Regions from separate parts of the Homo sapiens genome. Here region 1 is linked to region 2. The links are chromatin contacts, found by Hi-C or POLR2A ChIA-PET in ENCODE. All regions are on one chromosome and are shown on one strand. The core of a region is the stretch at or near the end of the contact, and the rest is flanking DNA. Distances in the headings are between cores, read along the strand shown.

Evidence for each region. A loop is a pair of places that touch in the nucleus more often than their neighbours do. ChIA-PET counts read pairs that join two places held with the same protein, here RNA polymerase II (POLR2A). Pooled maps may share reads with other maps.
Region 1: a loop to region 2 is called in a pooled map, with 2.2 times the contacts of the local background. The contact joins the promoter of DRD3 here to the enhancer-like site in region 2. A Hi-C loop is called at or near these places in 1 of 50 pooled maps. POLR2A ChIA-PET finds 5 or more read pairs at or near these places in 2 of 52 experiments (B cell and naive thymus-derived CD4-positive, alpha-beta T cell).

The regions. Positions count from the first base shown.
Region 1 is chr3:114,176,214-114,180,784 of GRCh38, forward strand. It overlaps DRD3 (dopamine receptor D3), which reads right to left and starts at 2,839. Exons shown (of 7, transcript NM_000796.6): 1 at 2,444-2,839.
Region 2 is chr3:114,004,087-114,008,111 of GRCh38, forward strand. It overlaps CCDC191 (coiled-coil domain containing 191), which reads right to left. Exons shown (of 17, transcript NM_020817.2): 10 at 1,422-1,876; 11 at 551-660. The region is part of intron 1 of LOC105374048 (a long non-coding RNA gene); the gene reads left to right. Among named protein-coding and RNA genes, the nearest start is that of CCDC191, 50 kb to the right of the region's middle. RefSeq lists enhancers at 1,289-1,418, 1,649-1,698. Within about 2 kb of position 1,450, at least 3 of the 41 ENCODE cell types and tissues checked have a DNase peak (open chromatin) inside an H3K27ac peak, as active enhancers do; they include B cell, where a contact is called at or near this core.

The DNA.
Region 1 (4,571 bases), core at 1,589-4,088, 170 kb after region 2:
ATGAAGACAACTACATCTGGGCTACTACTGTGTGGCAAGTATGAGTACTTTACATGCATTTTAATACTTATAGCAGCATGGAAGTTGACGTTAGTCATTCCCAGCCCTGCTTGGGGGCTCATTCCTGTAATCCCAGCACTTTGGGAGGCTGAGATGGAAGGATCACTTGAGGCCAGGAGTTTGAGATCAGCCTGGGCAACATAGTGAGACTCCATCTTTGCAAAAATAAAAGAAAAGAAAAATTAGCTGCGTGTGATGCCATGTGCCTGTATTCCCAGCTACTCGAAAGACTGAGGCAGGAAGATTGCTTGAGTCCAGGAGTTAGAGGCTGCAGTGAACTATAATTGTGCCACTGCACTCCAGCCTGGGTGACAGAGCAAGATCCTGTCTCAAAGTAAAAAAAAACCCACAAAACTGTCATTCCCGAGTTGAGATGGATTTTACTCAACCCAGAACAAAACGCTTCAGTAACAGGGTTCCATGACCACATCTTCACTCATTTCACAGATCTCTGGCTGTTGCTACATCTAATCTTTTACTCAGACGACTCCTGACCACCAGTCGCCAGAGCTTTTCTGGTCTGGGCTGTAATTCGGACTTGCTATATTGCCTGATAAAATTAATAATTATAGCTAAAATTTATAAGCATTATCATCATTCAACCTCACAACAACCTGATGAAGAAGGTAAGCACTATTATCCTATCAAGTTTTCTAGATAAAAAAGGTGAGTCACAGAGAGGTTAAATATCTTGCTGAGATCACAAACCAGTAAATGATGGAGTTGATTCAACCCAAGATTTGTCTGATTCCAGAGCTCATGTTCTTAACTATGCCACTTAACTATGCCACTTTTTGGGGTGAGGCAGACAAATGTGAAATGGGTACTAATTTTACAATCTCACTTGTTCAGAGTATGTGAACATGTCACATCATCTGACTAGGCTTGGTGAAGTAATGCAGGTGCACACTGCTCATAGAGCCAGTGGGAGTTACATTGTTATTATTATTAGAGATAGTCTTTAGCATTTCTATGCTACTTTCTTCTTGCAAATTGCTGCCTATTTTCCTGAAAAAGATTCACAAATGGATTGCAATACATAGCATATTTATGTATTTGGGCACATTTACATTGTTGGTAAATGTACAGAGAAAAACTATTGCTGGTTACTGAGTAGCTAAGATAACAGTTTTTTCCCCTCATTAAACCTGACTAGTAAAGCAGAGCATACTCACTTTCCTTCACAACCTCTAGAGACTGAGCATCCTACCATTCTAATCAGAGATAAAATGGGGAACTCAGCAAATAAATCAATCAATAAGCAAATATTAATTGATGACAAACTTCAATGCATTAGAAATTGAATCTGATATTGAGTAGAAACTGTTCGGTATTTGCTTTAATGTATATTCCATAACAAATAGCCTTCTGTATGGATGCTTTAATATTAGGCACCCATTTGGATACTGTCAGTATTTTCCTTGCTCAATACCCTTGCTCACTGCTAGCCATACAGACCCTTGAAAATATTCAACTACAAATAAATGAGTGCCGAGTAAGAATCTTTCTCACATTGTCTCTACTTCTCCTTGACTATAAGACATCCTAATGCCATGTCAAGCAGTGGTTCTTCACTCTTATCTAAGGACAGATATTTTACAGACCTTTTAGTATCAGTAAGCAAAGGCTTCACCTATAAAGTGAAATAGTCATGCACAATGAGTTTAGAATCCAAGTTTCACTTTGCTATTGCTGCATTATTATTCATGCATGTATTTTGATGGTATTCAATTAAACTAAATGCATGAACTGGAACAAATACCTAATTGCAATGACTTCTGTTGCCCCAGTAAGCTACAGCAAGTAATGGAAGTCTCACAATTAAATAACAATACCCTAAAAATCATATACCATCATCAAAGGAAACATACACAATCATCATCTCAAGTACTACATATCTCTGCTGGGAATAATTGGATTCTGACTTAGAAACAGCCTGACTTTAAATAGACCATTGAAAATAGTGCCTCTCCAAACCTTCAGCTCTGAATTGCCAGGGTGCTGAATTGAGGAGTTTAAAATAACAGACCCTTACAATTAAGTAAAATCCTTAAGAGGAATACAATCAACTTCCATACAAATCCTAGAAATAATAACAGCTTTTTGTTTTCTATCTTTTAATTCTTCCTTGATATAGCTTCTAGAGCCCACAAGGATACAATTTTGGGGGAAAAAATAAAAGAAAAAGGAATATAAAAGGTTTCTGCTGTCCAACCACTTAGAAGAAAAAGAAAACCATTTCCTCAGGGCTTTGGTTTTTAAATAAGAGTGGATATTGAGTTTTAATGCATATTTTTAGAGATCCACAGAACCCCAAGCTGATTAAATAACCTTGAGGAAAATACTATGTCCTAAATTAGAAACGAAAAGAAAAATTACTTACCCTAAAATTTTCTTCTGATTTCTGGAGACCGAGGAGTTTACCACTTCGGCTCCTGCAGCCATTTACTGACAGCAGACATACCCAAGCAAAGCAAACTTTGCCTTTCTCAGGACTCAGAAACTATGAAATGAACAGAAAGAAATCACCCATTTTTGCCTCTAAGGTGAAATTACTTGAGTGCTGCTTTTCCAGCTTCCCTATTAGACCTTAGTGCATGTTTCATAGCTGCTTTCGAATGTATCCGTTTTCTTTAGAGGATTTGGGAGGGACCCTAAACTGAGCGTTGCTTGGGTCAGCCGCTCAGAGGTTCTGTCCTTGGTGCTGAAAGAGGGATGGAGTAGGCATAGGCAGTATCCGTTTTCTACCTCGCTCTCTTTTCCTCTTTGTCTCTCTATCTGCTCGGATACTGTGCTTTTTAGTACATGTATATTTTCTCCTCAGTGCTCTTTTTAATCTTAGTTTTTCCACTGTTTTTACCTTTATGCTTTAATTTCTCTTGAATAACTCTCACCTTCCTCAGTTTAATTGCCTTTCCAGATTTTGGTGGGTGTAAAGATGATTAGTTCAGAAGGAACAGATCATCAAATTGATACCACAATTGGTTAATGGAAATCAGTACAATTTAAAACACAATTGACAGGATAATTGAACTTGGAGGTGTAAGCCTGTCTGGGAAAAGAAGGTTAAAGGAAACATATTACAAAGGTAGCAAAACTGAGGCATGGCGTATAACTGGCAATAAGGATGAAATAAGCTTAATACTGTAAGAAATGTTAAATGTTTACTTAGCAGCACTTCTTGTTTTCAGAGGACTTCATAAATATTTGCCAATTCATTCTTACTGCTTCTCTGTGATATATACATAGATACCTTTTTTAAAACTGGTTTGGAACAAGCTAAAGTGAGATGCAACCAAGGACAATATCAGTGAAAGTCAGCAGTAGAACATAAACAATCCTAACTTATGGTCACCTGTTCATCTTACATTTTACTGTGGCATCCTAACCATTTCCTGTTCTCTCTCTCTTTTTTTTCTCCTCTGTTTGGTCAGTGTGGTAATTCTTCGGCTGTTTTCTCTGCCAACAGTGGATGTGCTTGGCAACTGCGGTGCAGTTATAGGGAAGCTAGCTCTTGTTTGACTATGATGGAGACCTCTGCTGGCTGAGAAAGAAGGCAGCAGCATCAACAAGGTCTAAATACTGCTATTGATAACAACCATCATTTATTGAGCATGTACTTTTAGCCAGTCATTTTAATGCATTGCTCCTTTTAATCCTTTCAACAACCCTACAAGGCAGGTACTATTTTTTACCATCCTTAATTTATGGATAGGAAAATTAAAGCTTATGGAGGTTAGTATAATGTCTGAAAGTCACACAGCTAACAAGTGGCTGACCCAAGATTTGGATCTAAACAACCTAATTCTCTTAACCACTATGGTATAGTCTTCCAAAAGAAGAAAATTTAAACTTCCCAAAAGACTGATAATATGTCAGAGAGAATAATAATTATGACAGTAATAATAATATTAATAATACATTTGTATATAATTATATTTAGAAATCATTTAGATGATTTAGAAATCATTCTGTAAATTATATTACATCAGTCTTCATGATGCCATCTTTATAGAGGCTGTTATGGACTAAATTGTGTCATTCCAAAATTCAAGTGTTGAAGCCCTAACCTTAGAACATGACTGTATTTGGATGTAAGATCTTTGAAGTGTGAGTTAAGTTAAAATGGGGCCTGGAGGGTACGCCCTAATCCAATATGACTGGTTTCCTATAAGAAAAAGAAGAGGCACCAGAAATGTGCACACAGAGGAAAGGACACAGGAAGATGGCATCTGTCTGCAAGCCAAGGAGAGGGGTCTTGCAGGAGAAACCAAACCTGCCACCCTGTTGATTTTGGATTTCTACCCTTCAAAACTGTGCAAAAATAAATTTCTCTTGTTTAATTCACCTAGCCTGTGGAATTTTGTTATGGCATCCCTAGCAAACTAATACAGAGGGTTAGAGAGGTTAGGTTCCATATCCAAGGTTGCCCATAACTTATTGGGCATAAATGTATTAGTTATATGACATAACTATATTGAACATGCCCTAAGACTAGAACTCCTGGGTTG
Region 2 (4,025 bases), core at 200-2,699:
AGGAAGACCCTGCCTGTACCAAATAAATAAATGTTTCTAGATGCATCAAAAATGTTATCAAATTAACATATCTGGTTTGTAGGTTTTATTACTAAAATCCTATCAACAAGTTATAATATTATAAAATAATAACTTATCTTGGATTACTGTAAACTGATCAAATTTGAACATTAACAAAGTACAATGACAGGTGTCCTTTATCAGTGTTTGTCCTTGGCAGTTACTCAGAGTTTTCTCATTTGTGTAATTATTCCTTTTTTTTTCACAATCCAAATCTCAAATTACAGAAAAATGATATACCTTTCAGCTATGTTTTTTTGTGTGTGTGTTGGCTGGGAATGCCAAAAAGGTTGGCAAAAGGGGCAGGAAAAAAGTAGTGGGGCTCTCTGGTGTACTCCACTCCTCACATGTCTACCATTCTGAGATTTTTGATGTCAGGTTCTGCCAAGTCTCAAAACCTCAAGAGTTGCCAGAATTCAGTCCCAGTGTACACATTCTACTCTAGGAGAGAAGATAACAACCACCAAGGCCACCACCGAGACAGCCCTGCCTTTTAGTATGGGATGCGGTGTCATCAATTGCTTTGGTTTCCTTCTGAGTCCAGAAAGAGAATTTCGGGAGTCACTTCTGCCTTCAGTCCCAGGGGAAGCAACAGGTGAACTAGGGAAAAAATAAAGGAAAGGAATTTAGACTACTAACCAGTTTCCTTCAAACTCCTTTGACCTGAGATGCTCAAAGCCTTTTACAGACCTTAATGAATCCCTACTCTCTGAGATAACTACATATTATATCCACTCCATAAATATGTGTAATGAGGTATGGAAAGGTTGTGTGATCGGCATGAGTCTACACAGTGAGTCAGGTACTGTGACTCCCATCCTAATGCTTCAAATCCATAGGTGTCACCACATCTTATCCTACCATTTACCACATGCAATGAGTATGTCTCAAGCACAACTGAAACCATCTTACGTGGCTTTTGAGAAACTTGGGCTCTTATTTGAGGCTCAAAGATGTTTTGTTTTATCCCTAACAACTACAAATTTAAGCTAGGAAATAAGCCAGCCCAGGGGCTGCTCCATGTGGACCTGATGTTGTCTGACTTGGCTTCTCAGCACTTAACATAGCTAGAAACCCAGAAATAGAGCAAGACAGCATTTTTCTCTTTAACTGGCATAGTAACAGAGATCCTCAAAGGCAGCCGTGACCCAAATGCTAACAGTATAACTGGATCCTTACAGGCATCCTTGACTATCTGTGCCTGTCATATACTAGTCATAACTAGGCTTCTTTGCTTTGAGAGTGCAAAATCAAGGAAAAGGAACAATCATGGGGCTCAGAAGCAGGGCAAAGAAGCTCAGGAGCCCAAAGTGAAAAACCCCTTAAAATGAGTCCAGCGAGTTCTGATAGAACAGACATACTTCACAAGCATCTGGCAGGTTCTTGGTTCCTCTTCTCTGGGCTTTGACAGCAGGTGGCTCTGTGCTTCTGTGACTGCTAAGGCATGCTCTGCTGCCCACTGAGCCTCTGCCAGCTGCAGGTTTTTCTTCAGCTCGAGAATTGTTTTCTGCTGTTCCTGAAGTTTCTTCTTTTGCTTCTCAATCAGCTGTTGCTGGAAGACATGGCGGTTGTGGAAATGACCCAAGCAAAGCGGTTCTGCTTTCTGGCTGGTAGTTCTGAGTGTCTCGTTGCTGCCAGGCTGTTGAGAGGGTTCAGCACCCAGGGTCTTGTGCTGCTTATTGCCAGGTGCACTCAGAGAGACATTCTGAAGGGAACCCTGCAAGTTGCCTGTTGTTGTTCTTCCCAGGGGAGGACTGAGCATACAACCACTGCTTCCCAAGGGAGGCTTTTCCCACAAAGGGGGCACAGCAGTCTCCTGAGAGAGAGAAACATGTTATAGCTCAACTATTTAAAGGACTGTGCTGATGAAATCCAACATTTATGAGGTCAGTATTGTTTTGTTTAATGGCACAACTGCCATGTATTGCAGGTAAAGGTGGTCTGTGCTCCTGGCCTGGCTACCTCAGAGGCCACCACTCTTAAAACATGCATTGCTGCTCACCATGAAAACTGGGAGAGTGGCCGGCTGTGGTGGCTCATGCCTGTAATCCCAGCACGTTGGGAGGCCGAGATGGGCAGATGACTTAAGGTCAGGAGATTGAGATCAGCCTGGCCAACATGGTGAAACCCTGTCTCTACTAAAGGTACAAAAGTTGGCCAGGCATGGTGGTACGCACCTGTAATCCCAGCTACTCAGGAGGCTGATGCAGGAGAATCGCTTGAACCTGGGAAGTGGAGGTTGCAGTGGGCTGAGATTGTGCTACTGAACTCCAGCCTGGGCAACACAGCGAGACCCTGGCTCAAAAAAAAAGAAAACTGGGAGAGTGGCTACAGCTGTATGAACCATTGCCATGGGCCAGGACATTCGTAATAGCAAAAATCTTCTCTTATAAATTTCTAATTTGGACAGTTCATTTGTGAATTAGGCAAGGTTACTCCAGATATATATATATATATATATATATATATATAAATATATATATTTTATATATAAAAAACATGAATTTAATATGCATAAATTGACTCTGAATTTTAGTGGAAATTTGAAGATGTTGTGGCAAAGGATATATTCTTTCTCGAGAATGTCTGAAAACCAAAGAATATCTTTACAAATGAATAATATATCTCTTTTCTTTCAATGCCTCTCCTGACACTAGTAAATTAATCATATGCCATAGTATAGGATATTTAGTTATTTCAGCATCAAGGTCCCGTTAAAGCCTAGCTAACCGTTTCCAGCTATTCCTGAACTATCTATGGGTGGGAAATATTTGGAAGCTCAGGATCACTGGGCAAATATCTGCATTACAAACTATCTATGGGTGGGAAATATTTGGAAGCTCAGGATCACTGGGCAAATATCTGCATTACATAAGAATAATGTTACCTAATAATATTTTGTATTAGCATATCACTAGTTTTCAAAGCTTTATTACATAAATCCCATTTAATAGACTGAGGTACCATACTCAATTACAAGTTCTATACAGAGGGGAAGGAAACAAGAATTTTTATTTAGAAACAGCTATCTTGGCCAAAATAATGTCATATTAAAGTGTCTCTTCTAGAATGGTTTGAGTCCATGTTCTAAGGTCTAAGTTTTTGATTCTGCCATCTGCAATGGCTTAAAGAGAAAAATGCTATGAGCTATCTAAATATCAGAAGCTTCTTGTTCTAACAGGACCCCATCCTTAGGGACTCAAAAATATTTTTCACGATTATAGAAATGCTTTCCATAGACTCAACTGAAATGAAAGATGTGATATATGGAAACTCTGACATGTTAAACACTTTTAAAAGTAACCTTTTATTTCAGTAATGTCAGTGAACACTTATTCATGAGAACACCTGCTTAAGCAATTTATATCAAGCAGGGTATATGTTTTAGGTTCTTTTAAACTTGGTGGTAATGACACCTTATTAACCTAGCAAGACTGTGTCAAAGCCCTGAGTAAAGCGACAGGGTTTCTTTTGGATCATGGTAACTTTTTAACATGAAAATAAAGAACATGAAGGAAAAGCTTAGTGGTACAGATAGTACTTAATAGAGCAGGAGTGAATGGTCTGACTTAATTAGAGAAAATCACCTATTAGCTAACTGATAATTTTGGAAAAATTCAAGGTACAGTTTGTGTGTTCTTAGTACATGAGTTCCTATGACTGTATAATTAATGAGCATCTAACTAAAGATTTTATATTTTCACTTGGTCATGTTTTGCTGTACACGCTGGAAAAAGATTAGTTTACTTAGTCTCTACAGGGTCTATTGTAGCCCTCTATTATCATTTGCTCCATTTTTAACAATACTGTCCTTTCTTGATAAAGTCTTTTGTTCTTGATTTCAGAGATTTGGAGTCTTTTGTTCCCTTGAGTCTAAATATATATAAATTACTATATATATATTACTATATATATAAATTACTATATATATTACTATATATATAAATTACTATATATATTACTAT